2 separate regions of the Homo sapiens genome follow, and region 1 is linked to region 2. The links are chromatin loops, found by intact Hi-C in ENCODE. Cell type or tissue: sigmoid colon. All regions are shown on one strand.

Region 1 (4,000 bases), 310 kb after region 2:
TGCCATTATTCCATTCACACTATCTGCAGATCACAGATCTGGATACTATGTTCTCATCTGACAAATGAGTGACAAGAAGGACAGAAAAATCCACAGACTCATCCAAGGCTCCCACAAAAAGTGAGTGTAACATAGCCAGGATGTGAACCCATGTCTCACCCAAAGCACACCATACTCCGACTGTATGCAGAGGAAACCACCTCCGCTGCCCCTCCTTTCTTTTACTTTTCCCTCTTCCCTGCCATGAGACAGTGTGTCTTAGACTTTGACCCCACAGAGTTTTCCTTAGCAAGACGCCTCCTCCCTGTACAGTCCTCAATGGACAGAGTTGGTTGGGTACAGTCCTCTTCCCCCTGCCATAGAAAGCCTGGTGCATGGCTGAAGCCTCGCAGGCTGGCCATCCCCACAGCAGAAGCGCTGCTCCTCCCATCCTCCTGCACAGAGGGCATTGCCTGCTCTGGAATGGGTGAGCCTTCATAATGTGTTATGGCAATTTAGTCACATAATGGCTTGTACTTGGAGAGCATTTACTTTATGCCAGGCATTATTTTAAGTGCTTTACATTTAATTGTTACAAAACCACATGTGGTGAGTCTATTCCCATTCTACAGATGAGAAAACTGAAGTGCAGAGAGTTAAAATAAATCACCCAAGGACACAAAGACAGTGAGTAGCAGGGCTGGATCAGAATTCAGGCAGGGTGGCTCCAGCATCTGTTGGCTTAACCTCCTCATATGCTTTTTGTCTGAACTGGAAAGCCCCAAAGCACATTCAATACTACCCCTCATTTTGAAAACAAAGAAAATGAGGCCCAGGGAGAAGAAGTGAGTGACTTGCCCGGGTCAGTGACAGAGCCTGGAATACAGCCCCTGACTCCCAGGCCAGTGCTCATCTCATCTCCTGACACTGCACTTCCCCAGGACTCTCTCCCCAAACTCTGCATGTCCTTGGCTGCAAACAGGCTGAGTTTCTCACTAACAGCTCAATTATACTGGAGTGAGCACTCCCCTCCAGGAAGCCAGTTTACGGGACATTAAAATCTCTTACTAATGACCTATATTCCTCACATCCAAACTGGAGCTTGGCCATGTACTCCAAGCAACTCCTTGCAGGAGTCACAAAGCTTTTGACTGGGGAATAACCAAAGCCAAATATTTCCAGAGGCAGGAAACCCCCTAGGGTCCCATTCCTCAGCTCCTCCTCAGCCCACAAGGAGGTTGTTCTAATGTCAATGGAAGATACTTTCTTTTTTCTCTGAAACCTTCAGAGATGATAACCTGGTGAGCCTGGGGCCACTATCACCTCCTCATCACCCCCACCCCATATTTATTCTACAGATGAAAAACTTCAGGATGGGAAATGTCTCTATTCAAACCCCTTGTTGAACCAATGGGGAAACTGAGGCCAGCAAGAAGACTGGGCCATGCTCCAAGGCACACAGTAGGGCCAGCAATGGCCAGAGGCAGGGCTGGAACCCAGATCTGTCCACTCTGAATTCTAATTCTTTCTACCACCCCTCACAGGGTCCTCCCAGCACCTTGTTTGTCTAGAGTACATAGTTCTTTTAAAAGTGGTTTGTATAATTCTTAAAATCCTGAAGAGTTGTAAACAGCCTTTGTAGAAATACAGAAAAACAGTTCGGGGAATAATTTGTCTCTTTCTTCCCCTGCTTAATTTTTTGATCTCAGGATGACAAGGCCAGTGACCAATCTGTCCTCTTCCTTTCCCCCTGGGGGCTCGAAGGAGGTAAATCTAGGGCATATCAGTGAGTTCGGTGAACTGATGTTTGTGAAGTGCTTCAGCTGACACAGTGTTTTCATGTGACATTTTCAACAGCCCTGTGAGGTAAACACATGCCTATTGCAAGGGAGGCCATGTGGCCTGCCGCGTGGCCACTAGACATTGGAGTGAGGTCAACCTGGGGCTGGATCCCAGCCTCAACACACACATGTGAGCTCAAAGTTACTTATCTTCTCTACTTTCCTCATTTATAAAATGGGCATTATACACACCTTGCAGAGACATTAGGCAGATTGAATAAGGTGAGGCATCCGGGACTTTACAGCACTCAGTAAATGTTAGCAGACATTATCTCTGTACTGTCCTCTACCAGGGAGTGCATTACAAAAAAAAGTAGTTAACTCCCGGGGTTTGTTATTCCAATACAGGCAGAAAGTATAAATTAGCATCAGAAAGGCTTTGATAGACTCCAGATGACAAAGCCATAGTGGGAGCTAGTATGCTCAGGACTGGCTCGGTACTCTGGTTAATCTAATCAGAGTGAAGCCAGGTCGTGTGTGGGAGCTAAAGGGAAGATGCAGTATTTTTTTCCTCTAGATATAAACCTGGGGAATGCAGGCCTGGAGCTGCTGGCCCATCCTGGTGCTATGTGGAAACTGAGACTGAAGCCAACATGGAAGAAAGGAGTCCTGAGAGAGGAAGAGAGATCATGTGAGACCCCTCCAGCCAGTCCCAGCCCAGGATCTCGAAACTGTATGAACTGATACATTCTTTTGCAGAGCAGGGGTGTGCGTTATCTATCACTGTTGTCTATCACTTGCTCGTGAAAGAGTTCCACTCGCTTCAAGGGTTGTCGAAAGAGCCAAAGAGATACTAGCCTGCTGGTTGATGAGGGTTGGTGCACAGGACTTTTCAGAAGGGCTGTGGAAATGTTCTATTTCTTCAACTGGATAGTGGGCGTACCAAACTTATTTATTTATTTATTTATTGAGATAGAGTCTTGCTCTGTCGCCCAGGCTGGAGTGCAGTGGCGCCATCTCGGCTCACTGCAAGCTCCGCCTCCCGGGTTCACGCCATTCTCCTGCCTCAGCCCTCCGAGTAGCTGGGACTACAGGCACCCACCACCACGCCAGGATAATGTTTTGTATTTTTAGTAGAGACGGGGTTTCATCGTGTTAGCCAGGATGGTCTTGATCTCCTGACCTCGTGATCCGCCCGCCTCAGCCTCCCAAAGTGCCGGGATTACAGGCGTAAGCCACCGCGCCCGGCCTTAAGGCATACCACATTTCTTATGCTATTCTTCATGCTTTGAATGTATAACATATATATGTGTAATTACATAAATATATAATTCTACCTAAGAAGTATAGCTTGGAACAACTTTTCTAGAGACAATTTGGCAATACCTATCCATTTAAAATGCACAAATCTTTTAGCCTTAAAATTCCTCTTCTTATCCTAAGAGAATATTAAATTGTGCACAAAGATTTCTATACCACAGTGTTTATAATTTCTAAAGAAATTTTGAGTTTTGTCAATAAAGAATTGAGTAAATTTTGATAAATCCTTGCAATGGACTATTATGAATATTATGTTATTAAAAAGAATATGGTAGATTTTTTATGCATTGACAGTGGAAAATATCTATAATACAAATTTAATTTAAGAGGGCAGGAGGACTGTGTATCATTTAGAGATTGTATCCAAGTACCAAGTACAAGTCATAGAAGACCTGACCGCAGTGACATAAAATCACAGAGGATTATTCTCCAGTGATAAGGAAGGCCTGAGGAAGGTCAATCAGGTCTGGCATGGCTATTCCATTAAGTTATCATGATTCATGTGCCTTTCCCTCGGTGTCCAGTGTGTGGTTGCCTCCTCAGGGTCACTTCATGGCTTAAGATGATTGCTTCAGGCTGGGTGCAGTGGCTCAGTCTATAATCCCAGCATTTTGGGAGGCTGAGGTGGGCAGATCACCTGAGGTCGGGAGTTCGAGACCAGCCTGACCAACATGGAGAAACCCCATCTCTACTAAAAACACAAAATAAGCTGGGTGTGGTGGTGCATGACTGTAATCACAGCTAGTCAGGAGGCTGAGGCAGGAGAATCGCTTGAACCTGGGAGTCGTGGATTGCAGTGAGCCGAGACTGAGCTATTGCACTCCAGCTTGGACAACAAGAGCGAAACTCCATCTCAAGAAAAAAAAAAAAAAAAAAAGTTGATTGCTTCACATCTGTTCTGTAGTCCAGAAGAAAGAGGG
Region 2 (4,000 bases):
AAACAGAGCCTGAGGTAAGTATTGAATGCTAATGCTTTATTTAGGAGGTATGTTTTTATGGCTGCAAAATTGAGCGAAAAGGGAAGCGAGGCAGTTTGAAGCAGAACTATAAACGTAAGGTGTTGCATTTCAGCAGGGGCATCAGTCTACCTATATGAGATATTTCCACATGGGCTGTTCCGGGAGGAACATGCTCCTTGGTTCAGTCTATTGCATGGAGGAATGGAAATGTGTCTGCCAGCTCCTTCACATCTCCTAAATTCCATTGCTCAAACTTTACCTTCCAGAGATTTAACTCCCCCACAATCCTAAGTTGCATCACCTGGCTCCTATAGCAGCTGCTCAGGAAGCCAGGTCTCGTGCCCGCAGCTTGGTCTTTGTATGAGTCCAAAAGTGTTGTGAGCCACTATTGATTTCAGGAGTGATGTTGGTTGGCCTTAGGAAGTTTAACACTGTGAGTTATCACAGAATCAGACTGCTGCAGCAGCTGGGGTAGAATAAGCAATCTGGGATTCAAAAGGCAGGTAAGGCCAAGAGACTCTGAGGTGGGACATAAGATGTGTCTGATCCATTCTTCAACATGACTCACTACTCCCATGCACCGTCATCGAAAGGAAACCTTTCTGGCTTGGAAGAGCTGGTGTATCAGTTGAGATTCATTAAGCTTAAAGAAGCAGAAAACCTAAATGAAACTGGCTAAGATAATGAGGAAAGAAGGGAAGTTATTGGCTTACATGCCTACGAGTCCAGAAGGTCAGCAGGTTTCAGATTTGACGGCTCCACTGTCCTGAAGTTCTTTTGACTCAGTCTTTCTCCACAGGCCAACTTTCTATTCAGGCTATCACTAAAATGGCTGCAGCAACTCTAGGCCATTAGTGCACACATGACCACATTCCAATATCCAGAGGAAGACAGAAACTATCTCTTCATTTGCTTCTTTCTTACAAATGAAGAAACGTTTCCTAAAGGGTGCCTCAGCCAACATCCCCTTGCAGCTCTCATTGCCCAAGCTGGGTGATACATTCATTCCTTAACAATCCTCATTACAGGGATTCTAAACACTTTGATTGGCTGGGGCCTGGGCTCCTGAACCAATCACTGTGAAGAAAGATGGATCACCATGACTGCTTAACCCAATGGGGACCCACCTCCTGCACTGGGGTAATCCTCAAACTGCATGACAACCACAAAATGCAAGGGGGTGGGGAGGTGGACTTGGTGTTAAAGAGAAAACCACACTGTCGACAAGAGCCAGACTTCAAAAGCATCTAAAGAAACAAAGACAAAGCTGCCATCATCATTTGTTAGTAGACAGTTGTCATGGAGTGGGGATTGACTCACTTTAAGCAAAGTAGGTTTCAGCCAGTCTGTGTAGTTCTCCATGACTCTTACTGTTTCTTTCACTGGGACTCTCTATTCCCCATCCCTGCCTTTGATAGTGCATCTCATCCCTAAGCTTATTCCAAAAGCCTTCCTTGTTGTTTCACAGCCAGAAAACACAGGCTGAGTGATATATAAAAGCTTTGGAATTAGTAGCAATTTTAGAAATCTAGATCAGGGTTTTTCAAACTCCATGGCTCTGGAGAGCTCTCTCAGTTGTGAAACTTGTAGGGCTGAAAAGAAGAGCTAAGTAGTCGAGGCTCTAGGCCTCCTAAACCCCCCAACCAAAGCAGCTGTAAATTCATTTATTTTGCGTAGCTATATAGCTTTATTCAAGATTAATTTTTATTCAGGGGATTAAAAATCAAATCCCCTTATTATAAAAATGAGAAAACTGAAGCTCAAAGAGAGGGGTGGAAGCGTGTGTTGAAGGTCATGGTGCTTATCTGTACCTCCTCCTCAGGACACCTATGCTAACATTTGAAAAGTTTCACCTGTGCCTCATGAGCCCTCTCTTCTCCAGAATCAGTGGCCCCAGCTTCTTCAAATCTCACTCCAGTGAAGAGATTCTAAGCCATCTCACCAATTCATTGTTCAACTCCTTGTTAAAATCACTTCACTTCAAGTGTAGTGCCAAGAAATAATCATGATGAGTCAAATGCATCTGAGCAGCAGAGAGAAGAGCAGGACTGCCCTATGTCCCATCAGAATGTTGCACTCTTAATAATATAGCCAGGGATCACATTAGCTAGTTGGCAGGCACAGAACACCATTGCCTCATACTGTCCGTTAAAACTCTTAAGATGTTTTTACAAGCTGCTGCAAAGACTGTTCTCCTCATCCTGTTCCTATCCTCTTGTTTACTTAGACTCAATTGCAGGGTTTAACATGTATTTCATTTATTCTAAAATTCCACAATTCTAAGTGCCCACCGTGTGCATTTCTGGGCATTCCATGAGCACATGGAGAATTCTAGGACAGGAGGAGCAAATTCAGCTACCTTGAGGAGCCAGGCAGGTAGGGACAGAAGTCATATAAATAAATGAAGATGGCCAGGTATAGTTCAAATTTGTGAGCTATGAAGTCTGGTTAAAGGAGAACTAGGCCTCATCTAAAGAAATAGCTTTATTCAGCCTCAGCTAGCCATTGCCATGCAAGAATCAAGTCCAGAGTTGCTAGATCTTATGATTTAAAAAAAAAAAAATCTGGAAATGTGGATGTTGATTGGAAATATCCAGTCTTTTAAATGTTGGCCACTAACTCTCAAAGTTCTAATACACTCTATTGGCCAAACAAAACACATCTGCAGGCTGAGTTCAGGCCATGAACTTCAAATTTACAAACTTTGCCCTGTGAGGATGAGGGAGTTGGGCAGCACTAGTTAATGAGACAAAAGTATAAAAATGACTCGTGTTATCTTGGAATTAATAGCACAACATTTATTTTTAATATTACCCTATTAATCATACGCTTGAACTTTTTAAAGCTGGAAAGAATCTCTGGGATTATATTGTTTAATCCTCTTGTTTTATAAAAAAGGAATCTATGATTCACAGAGGAGAAATGAGTTGGATTTTAATTAAATGAATCCAAATGAATTCATGAAATGAATAAAAAAATTCAAGTTCTTAGAAATTGAGGAGATAATTGGTACATTAGCTCCTCAAACCTTAGTCCATGGTTTCTCAATCTAAGCATTATTGACATTTTGGACTGGATAATTCTTTGTTGTGTGTGTGGGTGGGGTGGAGGGGGAAGAGTTGTTTTGTGCATTGTGGGATGTTTAGTACCATCCGTGGGCTCTACCTACTAGAAGTCAATAGCACACTCCTGCAAGTTATCAGTGGCAAATGAAGGCAAGAATGTTTTTAGATATTACAAAGTGTCCCTGAGGGACAAAATTGCCACTGCCCTTGAAAATCACTATACCCTCTTCCAATCCCTTTGTCTTATGGTTGAGAGGACTCAGAAAACTCGAGAGCTTTCCTCAAAGTCACATGGGGAATTATTGGCATTGCTGGTACCAACACTTGAATCTCATCTTAACTCCTTCTAGAGTGCCCTATTAACAAAAGCCTGCAAATATGAGCCACAATTTGATCAGTAAGTTTTGTAAAACTGCATATTTTAAATTAAGAGGCAGCATGGCATAATGGTGAAAAGCATGGATTCCATGACTGACAAATCTGCATTTGGTTCTCAGCTCTTCTACTTACTTGCTTTGTGACATTGACCAAATTAACCTCTCTGAATGTTTGTTTACCACCTCACCTGAAAAATGAGTGGTAAAATGTATATAGTGCTTGTCACAAGATAGGGATTCATCAAATGGAAGTTGTTGTTATTATTATTATTATTATTACTATTATTTAACTGGACCTGGAGTCAGTAAACTGTAGCCCACAAACTGAATTTGGCCTGCCTGTTTTTGAATAGCCTGTGAGCTAAGAAGTTTTACATTTTTAAACGGTTAAAAAATTTTAAAATAACAATGCCATTTTATGGTACATGAAAGTCATGTGAAATTCAAAGATCAGGGCTCATAACTAAAGTTTTATTGGAACACAGCCACGTATTCATATGCACGTAGTCCATGGTTGCTTTCATGTAAAAGCAGCAG

What was found. A loop is a pair of places that touch in the nucleus more often than their neighbours do. Peaks named below come from ENCODE experiments on the same cell type or tissue, not always from the same donor. Only the 100,000 strongest peaks of a DNase experiment are listed, where the experiment ranks them.
Region 1: a loop joins it to region 2, with 4 times the contacts of the local background. A loop is called at or near these places in 1 of 110 quality-filtered maps.

Annotation. Positions count from the first base shown.
Region 1 is chr1:56,451,365-56,455,364 of GRCh38, forward strand. All of the region lies in intron 1 of LOC124904185 (a long non-coding RNA gene), which reads right to left. Among named protein-coding and RNA genes, the nearest start is that of LINC01767, 38 kb to the left of the region's middle. RefSeq lists enhancers at 687-1,362, 1,363-2,038, 2,039-2,714. In sigmoid colon, no CTCF peak of the experiment used is centred here; DNase peaks (open chromatin) are centred at 1,047 and 1,887; H3K27ac peaks cover 1,135 bases.
Region 2 is chr1:56,144,531-56,148,530 of GRCh38, forward strand. No RefSeq gene overlaps it. Among named protein-coding and RNA genes, the nearest start is that of LINC01755, 200 kb to the left of the region's middle. In sigmoid colon, no CTCF peak of the experiment used is centred here; a DNase peak (open chromatin) is centred at 2,141; H3K27ac peaks cover 205 bases.